Linked DNA regions of Homo sapiens: region 1 is linked to region 2. A link is an interaction called in ENCODE POLR2A ChIA-PET data of the cell type or tissue named here. Cell type or tissue: Caco-2. All regions are shown on one strand. Each heading gives the region's core, and the rest is flanking DNA. Links, peaks and the distances in the headings are about the cores only.

Region 1 (4,000 bases), core at 1-4,000, 280 kb before region 2:
TGACTTAGAAACCACCTAGTTTTGACACAGAACTTTTCCATACAGACAAGGCCGGTTTCAGGCTTGTGTGGCCAGCACAGCTGCACAAAGCCCACCTCAGGGCCGGCGCCGTGGCCCACACCTGTCATCCCAGCACTTTGGGAGGCTGAGGCAGGCGGATCACAAGGTCAGAAGATCGAGACCATCCTGGCTAACATGGTGAAACCCTGTCTCTATTAAAAAATACAACAAAAATTAGCCGGGCGTGGTGGCGGGCGCCTGTAGTCCCAGCTACTCGGGAGGCTGAGGCAGGAGAATGGCGTGAACCCGGGAGGCGGAGCTTGTAGTGAGCCGAGATTGCGCCACTGCACTCCCGCCTGGGGGACAGAGCAAGACTCCATCTCAAAAAAAAAAAAAAAAAAGCCCGCCTCAGAAGGGCCAGGCATGGAGTTTAATGCCTTACTGCCAACATCTTGAAATCCCTAATCATTTATCTTTAAATTGGTGTTCTGTAGTGAAGTTCAATGGGACACAGCCCATCTTGCTCCTGCACCCCCTTCTTCCCCCACAACTGTCCAATGTCCCTGGTGGGGTGTGAACAGGGGTGCCTTGCTTCAGACACGTATTCCTGGGAAAGCTTGAAGTCAAGTGGCAAATTAAAAACACTATGGCAGGCCAGGAATCCACAGAAGACATAAAGAAGCTCTTTGTGTGTGTGTGTGTGTGTTTGTTTAGAGACAAGGTCTTGCAGTGTCGCCCAGGCTGGAAGGCAGTGGCACAATCATGGCTCACTGCAAGCCCAGGCTGAAGCAATCCTCCCGCCTCAGCCTCCTGAATAGCTGGGACTACAGGCACGTACCACCACACCTGCCTGTTTTGTTTTTGTAGAGATGGGGGTCTCACTGTATTTCTGAAGCTGGTCTCAAATTCCTGGGCTCAAGTGATGCACCCACCTCAATCTCCCAAAGTGCTGGCATTACAGGCATGAGCCACTGGGCCCGGCCTTTTCCTGCTTTCTCAACTACAGGTCCCATGTTTTCATTCTGCACTGGACCCCACATGTTATGAAGCTGGCTCTATATTCTAAGGTATAAATATTAGGAAATGGCGGATGTCCTCAGGCAGATCCGCTTCTGTAGGCACATATCAGGGAGGCTCGATTCCAGAAACATTCATAACCAGGAGGCTAGTGTTAGGTGTTCCAACAACGCATGTGATGAGCAGCTCTGTAAGTGGCTATCGAGCATCCAGAGTTTTCCTTTGGCTTGGAGAGTAATTTGGGGGGTTTTGGCCCCCATCTCCCATTTGCTGCACTGCAACTGTAATAAGGAGAGTAATTTGGGGGGTTTTGCCCCCCATCTCCCATTTGCTGCACTGCAACTGTAATAAGGAGAATAATTTTGGGGTTTTGGCCCCCCTCTCCCATTTGCTGCACTGTAACTGTAATAAGGAGAATAATTTTGGGGGTTTTGGCCCCTCTCCCATTTGCTGTACTGTAACTGTAATAAGGAGAATAATTTTGGGGGTTTGGCCCCCCTCTCCCATTTGCTGTACTGTAACTGTAATAAGGAGAATAATTTTGGGGGTTTTGGCCCCTCTCCCATTTGCTGCACTGTAACTGTGATAAGGAAGTTGCTGGACAGGGCTGCCAGGTCTGCAGTTCGGTGTGGCAACTTGGTGTTGGGGTAAAGGCTGGCTCAGGAGCACACACCCTCACACTTAAGATCCTCACACTCGGAGCTACAGGCAAGGGCCACACCCAGAAGAGGAGGGAGGTGGACTTCAAGTGGCCTCGTAAAACAAAGACACATTCTCCTATAATGTTCAGTCATTCGGGATGTGTTTTAGACTAAGGAAGATTTCCACTCCAGGTCCTGCCAGAGGCTGCTGTGAGAAACTATCACGCTGGTCCTCTCATCTGGATCACCAGACAACAGCTGGGGATCTTAGTGCAGATGGCAGGGTCAGGCTCTCTGGAGGTCTCACGGGTGGTGGCAGTGGAAAGTGCACAGCCCTCCTGTGCCGATGCATCGAGACGCAACCGCTCCTCGGAGGTGAGAATGCTCTTGAGATCATTCTACCCCACACCCGCCCAAATGACATTCACGTAAAACCAAAAAGGGCTCTCTGCCAAACACCCATGCCTCCCCCAGGGTGAGGTCACGGGAGAGGCTGTGGGACAGCGCCTGGGTCCTTTCCTTCCTCTATTCAGTCCACAGCAATTCCTTCTGCTAATTCAGCTGAGCAGTAGCCTCCAAATGCTTTTGACTGTACACCTCTAAGTGAAAAATTAAGTAGAAATCAATATTTGAATATATGAAATACAGTATCAACAAACAGGGCAAAGGATGGAATGGGAGAAAATATTCACAATACACCTATCTCACAAAGGACTTCTGTTCAGGGTATATAAACAAAGCTTAATATTCAGTAAGAAGGTAAACAACCCATTAAAAATGGTCATTCACTACAGATGACATAGAAATGGCCAAAAGCACATGTAGAGATGCTCAACAGCAAGGCAAATTAAACCACGGTTGATGTAAATGATCCAAAGTATTAAAAAAAAATACACATACTGACATACCACTACACACCCAGATAATGGCTAATATAAGAAGACTGACAAAACCAAGTGCTGACAAGGATATGGAGCAACTAGCTGTCACATACTGCCAGCAAGAATACAAACTGGTGCAACTGCTCTGGAAAAGTGGGTCAGCTTTTCTGTGAAATAAATGCACACTGACCACCTGGCCCCACCACTCGTACTTGTAGTTATCTGCCAAGAGAAGTGAGAGCACCAGTTCACACAAATGTGACTCCTACACAGACGTTCACAGCAGCGTGATGCACAGCAGCCCAGACTGGACACTGTCTAGACAGTCAGCCGTAGGTGAATGGATCCACAAATGGGGGTACATCCATAGAAGAGAATCCACTCAGCTGCCGCCCAGCAATCGCAAAGGAAAACTGCCCACACAAGTAACACTGATGAACCTCAAATATACCATGTGAATAAGAGCGAGCCAAACACCAGTATATTCTACATGATTCCATGTTTATGAAACCCTGGAAGAAAACACTTCTACGGGAGGGGAGGCACAGAGTTGAGTGTCTGGGACTCTCCAGGGGGATGAGGCTGACTGCCAAGGGGCAAGAGGAAGGTTTGGGGTGAGGGGTAATATCTGGATCTATTATTTTGATTGTGATTTCGGCTACATGGTGTATACAGCTGTCAAAACTCTTTGAAAGGTACCCTTAAGTTTGTTTTATGTGAAATATTCCTCAAAAAAAAGTTTAAAGTAAAAATAAGCTGGCAACAATATATTAATATATGTATAAATTATATTACAGTATTGCACACTGTAAAACAGAAAAATAGCAACTAAGCAGGATGAAAAAAATAACCAGAAGTATTATTTTTCTTCCTAAACTCTTAAAACAAGCTTGTCCAACCCACGGCCCGTGGGCTGCATGCAGCCCAGGATGGCTTTGAATGTGGCCCAATACAAATTCATAAACTTTCTTAAAACATTATGATTTTTGTGATTTTTTCAGCTTACCAGCTCTTGTTAGTGTAGACAATACTTTTTCCAATGTGGCCCAGGAAAGCCTAAAGACTGGACACCCTGAATGTAAAGTATCACCTTGATCACTTCCGGGGAACCACAATGGAGAACCACAATACTACAATGTGAACCACAATACTACACCCTGAATATTCTAAACACAGGGAGTATGATGCTTAAGGTTGTAGCTTTAAAATCAGTAGTAATAGACAGTATACACTATAAGAGAGATCAGTGTATTCTTTCTTTCTTTCTCCTTCCTTTTTTTTTTTTTTTGATGGAGTTTTTGCTCCTGTCGCCCAGGTTGGAGTGCAGTGGTGCCATCTCGGCTCACTGTGACCTCCACCTCCCGGGTTCAAGTGATTCTCCCACCTCAGCCTCCAGAGTAGCTGGGACTACAGGCACCCACCACCACGCCCGACTAATTTTGGTATTTTTAGTAGAGACGG
Region 2 (7,564 bases), core at 1,858-5,857:
AAGCCACCGCGCCTGGCCCAAGTTTGTAATTTTAAAGTAACTTAATTTTCCGCACTTGTTAGTGGGATTGTGCAATGCACGAGTTATTCCAAGATCCCCTGAATTTGAGGATATGTAGCCTGAGGCGGTGTGCCTGCAGAGGGGCTGCTGCAGACCTTTGAGGGGAGCTGTTTTCTGTTCCAGCAGCCCTAGCTTTGGGGTGTGTTTTAACTGGGGCACCTGTCAGCTAGGGTCAGGAATCCCCTGGGATGTCAGTAATGCCTCTGGTCATACCTTTTAGATGAAGCCACATGTGGACAGTCTCCAGTTCTCACACCCTTCCCACTTGTCACCAGAGAGAGGACTCAGGACCCGGTGGGCTGACAGCGTTAGGACGAATCCACACATATGGGTGGCTCATACTTTCGGTGCCTGGTTAACCTGCCAGGTGACCCTGTCACATGCCATATTGTTGCTTTTGAACCTGTACATATGCCTTAGTGGACTGCTGAGTAAGCAGGCTTTAGACATTTGGGTTTGGCTATTAAACATTTATACCAGGTGGTCAGCTGGATGTGTTCTTGGCAGTGTTTGGGAAGTCAGAGTGCTTGGTCAATGGAAGTCGTTTGGCTTATTTATAGAACAATGGATTTTGGCGAAAGTTTTAACCCCAGGATCTGAGTTACACTGCAAAGCCAGTCCATTAGCCACCTTTAGGCAGGCATCAAAAAGGAGTATTTTGGGCCGGGTGTGGTGGCTCACGCCTGTAATCCCAGCACTTTGGGAAGCTGAGGTGGGCGGGTCGCTTGAGGTCAGGAGACCAGCCTGGCCAAAGTGGCGAAACCCCATCTCTACTAAAAATACAAAAATTGGCCAGGCGTGGTGGTGGCTGCCTGTAATTCCAGCTACTTGGGAGGCTGAGGCACGAGAATTGCTTGAACCTGGGAGGCGGAGGTTGCAGTGAGCCAAGATCACACCACTGCACTGCAGCCTGGGCGATGGAGTGAGACTCTGTCTCAAAAAATAAATAAATAAGAAGTACTTTGAAACTATCTGTTCTCTGATCTGAGACCTTGTCAAACAACTTTGTGCTTTCCAAAGATAGATTAAGACAAATTTTGGTGTGGTTGTCACCAAGTAATTCCAGAGGTGGAGGGTGGAAGGCTGTCTCCTCACTCAGCATTCTACCCTCCAGGCCTCACCTCGCGCTGGGCATACAGTCATGCTGGATACGGGATTGCGGGCGGCTGTGGCTCTGACACCCTGGGGTTGGAGCCCCCAGACAGCCGTCCCAGACAGCCACCCATCAGGGTACACGTCCAGTTACTTGAGTGGGGTTAGGCACAGCTGATTTTTTTTTTTCCCATCAGCATTGGCTCCTAGCCTACACTGTGGTCCTTTCAGACGACCCCACGGAGGAAAGGCGAGGTGGTCACGTTAGCCGGAGTAAGGCAGTTTGAAAGAAGCGTGGGTCTGAGCAGAATGGCAGTTAGAGTCAAAGATGGCTGATCTGAAGACTATGAGATGGATCGGTCATCCCCACCATAGTTTTGTTTGGGCAGCCAGTTACACATAAATCGAGGAACTAGGTCTTCATCTTGACCTCTGTGTGTCGTGTATATTCTAGTATGAGTATCGTTAAGACCATTCCTACTGTTGTCACTTTGGTATCCTCCAGGTGGGGTTCACCTTGCTTTGAGCTTGGCTTTTGGGTTCTTGTTTTTCTACCGGGGACTTTCTGTGCTTTCAGATGTTTGAGACCAGGAAGGGGGGAAGGCTGTGCTTCAGTGGAGTGCCTGTGGGCTAGAAGCGTGGTGTGGGCCTGCCTGCCCCGACCCTGCTGTGACAGTTGGAGGGCGGGTGCTCACTGCAGGGCCCTGCCAGGTTGTCGTGTTCCAAAATTGCCCCTTCAAAGGGGGCAGTATTTTGGGGCTATTTCTTGAATGCCCAGGCTTTGGAAAGTGGGACCCCAAAAAGAACAATCTGTCTTCAGTCTGAGATTGCCAGATCCGCAAGGCCCTTCAGGAGGGCAGGTTGGGAAGGTGACACAGCCCACACACACCTGTGGAGCGCACACCTTGGCAGCCTGTTGTGTGACCTGGCCCCGGCCCTGTGCCGCCCTCCGCATCCGTGTCCATGTGGTGTGGCCATAAACCAGAAGTTCTTTCACTTATGCTGGCAGAGTACCACTGGAAATAAACTTGGTAACATTTGAAAACAGCCAGTGTCCTTAATGTGGACCATGAGTTCCCAGCCCCAGAACCACAGGGGTGTCTGGCGGAAGAGGACTGTTCAGCTGGGCTAGGCTAGAGGGAGAGGCCTGCTGTGTTCACCCCGCAGGCGGCCCATGCAGAGAGGCAGTGAGAGCCCAGCTGGTCCTGCCTCTGTTCTCACCTGTAGTGTGTTCTGGAGGTTAGTGGCAGGACTGGATTACCTGGCTGGTGGGCTGGACAGATGAATCTGTTGGCATCTGTACTTGATCCCATCGCACCATCAGCTTGTCAGGGCCTCCATTTGTCCACCTGTTACCTGGATGGACTGACTTCATAATGTGCACAAGCATCTTTTGGGAGCTAACTGCTTCATCTCTGAAGCACACGTTTTTCCCCTCACTGACTGATTTCTCAAGAGGCAGCCTGCAGGGTGCCTGGTATGCAATAGGGCCCCAAGATGCTGACCAGCCATGAGAGGAGAGCGACCACCTGTTCTTCCTGTAGCTTCTGGGGTCTCCTCACTGCAGTGTTAGGGCTGTAGCCTCTGTTGACCTTGGACTCTCCTTAACTCAAGCATCTGTAATGAGAAGTCGTGGTACTGCTGACCGCTGCCCTGCGAGTTGACCTTTGTCCTGCTGCTCAAGGCGTCTCCCTGTTTTTTTTGTTGACAAGACAATCCTTAATGGGAGTTGCCAGCATCCAGGCTGGTAATTCAGAATTACCCTCCTGTGCCAGGACAGGGCCACACTCTGGTTAGGTTCGCTTAACTCACCATCTGCTTTTTTTTTTTTTTTTTTTTTTTAAGACAAAGTATCATTCTGTTGCCTAGGCTGGGGTGCAGTGGCGCGATCTCAGCTCACTGCAACCCCTGCCTTCTGGGTTCAAGCAGTTCTTCCGCATCAACCTCCTGAGTAGCTGGGGTTAGAGGCGCACACCAGCATGCCTGGCTAATTTTTTTTGTATTTATAGTAGGGACGGGGTTTCACCATGTGGGCCAGGCTGGTCTCGAATGCCTGACCTCAAGCGATCCATCAGCCTCAGCCTCCCAAAGTGCTGGGATTACAGGCGTGAACCACCACACCCGGCCACCATCTGCTTTTGGCTGCTGAACTTGAGGGACGTAATTTTGTTTTTGTAGGACTAACATTAACTGATACCCAAACACGGACTGAGGAAAGCCCTGTCTCACAGCAGACCAGGATTGTTGAGCTGCAGGGAAGAGTTGAATTTGTTTTGTTGACAGAATGTCTTTTGTATAAACAGACAACCCAGACAACCTGGTGATCTGCGTGTCACCAGGTTTTGGTTTGTTTTGAATCTGACACCCAGGGCTCAGGGTCTTTCAAATTCTCATTCCCCTTCTAGTAGTGCTTCTCGGATTTAACCTGTGGTGAAGAACCAGGCTTGTAATTTTCAACCTGTTGCATGCCAAAACTTGTGTATAAGGTCAAAATGCTGCAGCGATGCCAGATTGCAGCCACAGTTACTGAGCGCCTCTGTGCTGCCTTGTGCACTGATGGCAGCTTGAGGATCTGACTTTCAGCAGCATGGCTGGTAGAGTGTGGGGGTGCCCCCGGTGGGCGAGGTGGGACAGGGCTGCAGGCCAGGGGGTCTGAGCAGTGCTCAGCGACCTTGAGGCAGGTGGTGCCTTTGGAATGCACAGACCTTGGTGTTCTGCTTCTTGATGCTTCTGCCCAGCAGGTGACGAGGTCCCTGCTGCAGGCCCCAGAGAGTTGCCATCCTCACATCTGTGTACAGGACCTGCATCCAGCTACTCCCCTGTAGAGACTCGGGGCGACCTTGGTGTCGGTTCCACAGGAGGGCTGGCTCTGTGTGCTTGCACATCTGTGTGCTTGCACAGCGAGAGGTCCCGGCCCCATGATAGGGTGTGATTCGTGTTGTGTGCCAGAGCGGCTGGTGATGACTTTTGCCCCACGACAGTCAGTGCTGCAGGTGTGACTGGCAGACATTAGCTTTATCAGCTACAGAGAAGTGGAGTGAGAGATGCTAGTCAGCAGACTGTGTGGCCCCAAGCCATCGGCCCCAGGCCATGGGGTCACTGGGCTGCCAGCTGGCGAGGGTGGCGGTACTGTCCGAGGCTGCACTGCGCCTGCTTGGGGGTGCAGGGAGCTGCTGACATAACTAGTGGGATGAGTCACCCTCCCTCCCGGCTGGCGAGTTGAGTTCAGAGTCCAGGTCCTTAGAGGAACTCAGAGTGGTTTTTCATTTACACAGTACATTTTTCGATGAAGTCATTTCTCTTGTAATTGGATAGACTGTCCCAACTGTAGGCAGGAAGAACAAAATTTGTTACCTCGAGTACTCTGAAGAGTCTCTGTTGATAGTAAGTGACGTTCTTAAATCTAGAATGGTCACTGGCGGTGACCCGGTGGTGGCGATTCCTGTGGAACGCAGCAGTGGCAAGGGGTTTGGGGCCCAGGCTGGAAGTGGCACATCTCATGCCGCCATCTGGGCAGACGAGGGGCTTCCTGGGTGTTCAGTGGACGTGTGGATATCAGCAGACTGCTCTAGTGCTCACTTGACCTTACTCTGCTTTTCATCAGGGAACCTTATCTTAAAGAGCAGTAAAAGAAACTGTTAACCCATTCATCTCCACAACTCTCATGAAACAGACGTCAGACCTCACCACTGATCTCCATTGACAAGAGAAACCGAGTCACTAAGAACTAGCCAAGTTGCTTTGCCCAGCACCACAGTCTCTCAGGGAAGGAAGTCTCCCAGGGCTTTGTCTGGGCTGCTGAAGCTAGTGTGAATTCTTTTCCACATAGCCACGCTGTTGGGAAGGATCCAGTGTCCTTTTTTTTTTTTTTTTTTTTTTGAGACGGTGTCTCGCTCTGTCACCCAGGCTGGAGTGCAGTGGCGCGATCTCGGCTCACTGCAAGCTCCGCCTCCCAGGTTCACGCCATTCTCCTGCCTCAGGCTCCCAAGTAGCTGGGACCACAGGTACCCACCACCATGCCCAGCTAATTTTTTGTATTTTTAGTAGAGATGGGGTTTCACCGTGTTAGCCAGGATGGTCTCAATCTCCTGACCTTGTGATCCGCCCGCCTTGGCCTCCCAAAGTGCTGGGATTACAGGCGTGAGCCACCGCGCCCGGCCGATTCCAGTGTCTTATACTCTGAAGGGACTCGTGAGGGAAGAGGAGAGAGCTGGGTATGTACTGTGTGCAGCTTCTTTTTCTCTCCTGTTCGGTTAAAGCTCCTTGGATGCCTCATGCAGTGGATTTGGGGAAGGCTTTGGGCCAGATTCAAACTCAGGAGCATTTGTGGGTGAACCTGAGAGGGATGGTGGTTGTCACATTTGTCATTTATTGGAGTAAAGCAGAGATGGAACATTTCTAGATAAAAAGTGTAATTTTGCCTCCAAACTCATAGTCCGATCGTCATGGTATTAGATGTGTCATTGGTTTTAGCCATAGACTGATGAAAGATGTGTGACCGGTGCGTGTTGGTAGGTGGTACATTTAGGGCGTTGAAAACAGGCGATTCTTCTGGCTTTGTGTCCCCAGGAAGGGAGAAGGGCCTCCCTCCGCCTGGTGGAGGGTGTTTGCCTGCAATAGGTTGGCTAGAGATGACTCCCGCTGCCTGTGATGCCAGGCCTGGGTGGACTGGGACTGTGGCTATTGGGTAAAAACCTAGCCCTTCCTCAGGGGGAAACTCAAACCACCCCCTCGGAGGCCTATCAGGCAGCATGGAGAAAAGGGAATGGCACCGTGGAGCTCTACCACAGGCTGTCTGGGGCGGGCAAGTGCAGGGGCCTTGGGCAGGGCTGATGGGAGGATGCAGACCAGAAGGGCCACTGTGGAGAGGGAGCTGCAGCACCTGAAGACTGGTGGGCGGGTGATGGAAGCCACATAAACTTTCTGTGCAGTTCAAATTCGTCCTGTTGTGAAAATGGGAATATGGATAACTTCCCCCAGAGATGTGTCAGCCGATTAGCCCGCCTTACTATGCTAGGAAGGAGAACACATCCCTCACTTGGTCCTTCATGGAAAACACATAGTGCTTGTTGTTTCTCCAGCATGTTGGGTTATTTGGTGGATACCAGGTAATTCCTGTTGTGGTTTTCTTTCTTTGCCAAGGTACGGACATTGCTGCAGGAGAAGAGGTTGCCATCAAGCTTGAATGTGTCAAAACCAAACACCCTCAGCTCCACATTGAGAGCAAAATCTACAAGATGATGCAGGGAGGAGGTAGGTCTTTACCAGTCACAGAGCAACACCAGGGTTCTGTTTGACAAGGGAGAACAGCAACTCAGCATTGCTGGTTAAAATAAACCCAAAACTGGTTCTGGGCAAAAGGGAGGGAAGTGTTCTCCACACCCTGACAAAGCAGTCACAGCTTCCTTCAGAGAGTCTTGGGTCCAGAGACCCTCCCTCAACACAAAGAAACATCTTATGGGCCGGGCATGGTGGCTCACGCCTGGAATCCCAGCACTTTGGGAGGCCAAGATGGGTGGATCATTTGAGGTCAGTAGTTTGAGACTAGCCTGGCCAACGTAGTGAAACCCCGTCTCTACTAAAAATACAAAAATTAGCCAAGTGTGATGGCGTGCACCTGTAATCCCAGCTGTTTGGGAGGCTGAGGCAGGAGAATCGCCTGAGTCTGGGAGGCAGAGGTTGCGGTGAGCCGAGATCACGCCACTGCACTCCAGCCTGGGCGACAGAGTGAGACCCTGTCCCCCCCAAAAAAAAAAAAAATCTTATACCATCTTGTCCTTTTGTTTAAATTTTGCTTCATATTGGGTCATGGTTTCTGAAATCAAGAGTGTGTGTGAATAGGCCAGACGCAGTGGCTCACACCTGTAATCCCAGCACTTTGGGAGGCCGAGGCAGGCGGATCACGAGGTCAGGAGCTCGAGACCATCCTGGCTAACACAGTGAAACCCCGTCTCTACTAAAAATACAAAAAAAGTTAGCCGTTCGTGGTGGCGGGCGCCTGTAGTCCCAGCTACTTGGGAGGCTGAGGCAGGAGAATGGCGTGAACCCGGGAGGCAGAGCTTGCAGTGAGCCCAGATAGCGCCACTGCAGTCCAGCCTGGATGAAAGAGCGAGACTCCGTCTCAAAAAAAAAAAAAAAAAAGATTTTGTGTGAATTTCAATGCATGCTCCCCGTGGTGTCGTGTGCCCCTCAGTGGTCACTGGAGCTGTTGCCAGTGGCACGTGTGTTGCTCAGTGGGGCCTTCCTGATGTGTGATCCCTGAGTGAGGCCTCTGCTCCTTCGCATGCTTTGCTTATAGCTTGGGGGAAGTCCCTTCATACTCTCTGGGCTCGTTTTCTCCGAGCAAAACAAGGGTTTTGAACTTGGCGACCATCATGACCTCTTCCAGCTCAGTTACTGTCCCAGTTCTGCG

Evidence for each region. Peaks named below come from ENCODE experiments on the same cell type or tissue, not always from the same donor. Only the 100,000 strongest peaks of a DNase experiment are listed, where the experiment ranks them.
Region 1: POLR2A ChIA-PET joins it to region 2 with 8 read pairs; 2 of 35 experiments call an interaction of 5 or more read pairs at or near these places.

What each region holds. Positions count from the first base shown.
Region 1 is chr17:82,546,904-82,550,903 of GRCh38, reverse strand. The region is part of intron 1 of FOXK2 (forkhead box K2); the gene reads right to left. Among named protein-coding and RNA genes, the nearest start is that of FOXK2, 29 kb to the right of the region's middle. In Caco-2, for the core only: no CTCF peak of the experiment used is centred there; no DNase peak of the experiment used is centred there.
Region 2 is chr17:82,264,527-82,272,090 of GRCh38, reverse strand. CSNK1D (casein kinase 1 delta) reads left to right here. Exons shown (of 9, transcript NM_001893.6): 2 at 6,295-6,405. Among named protein-coding and RNA genes, the nearest start is that of CSNK1D, 5.4 kb to the left of the region's middle. RefSeq lists an enhancer at 5,675-6,406. In Caco-2, for the core only: no CTCF peak of the experiment used is centred there; a DNase peak (open chromatin) is centred at 4,320; H3K4me3 peaks cover 850 bases.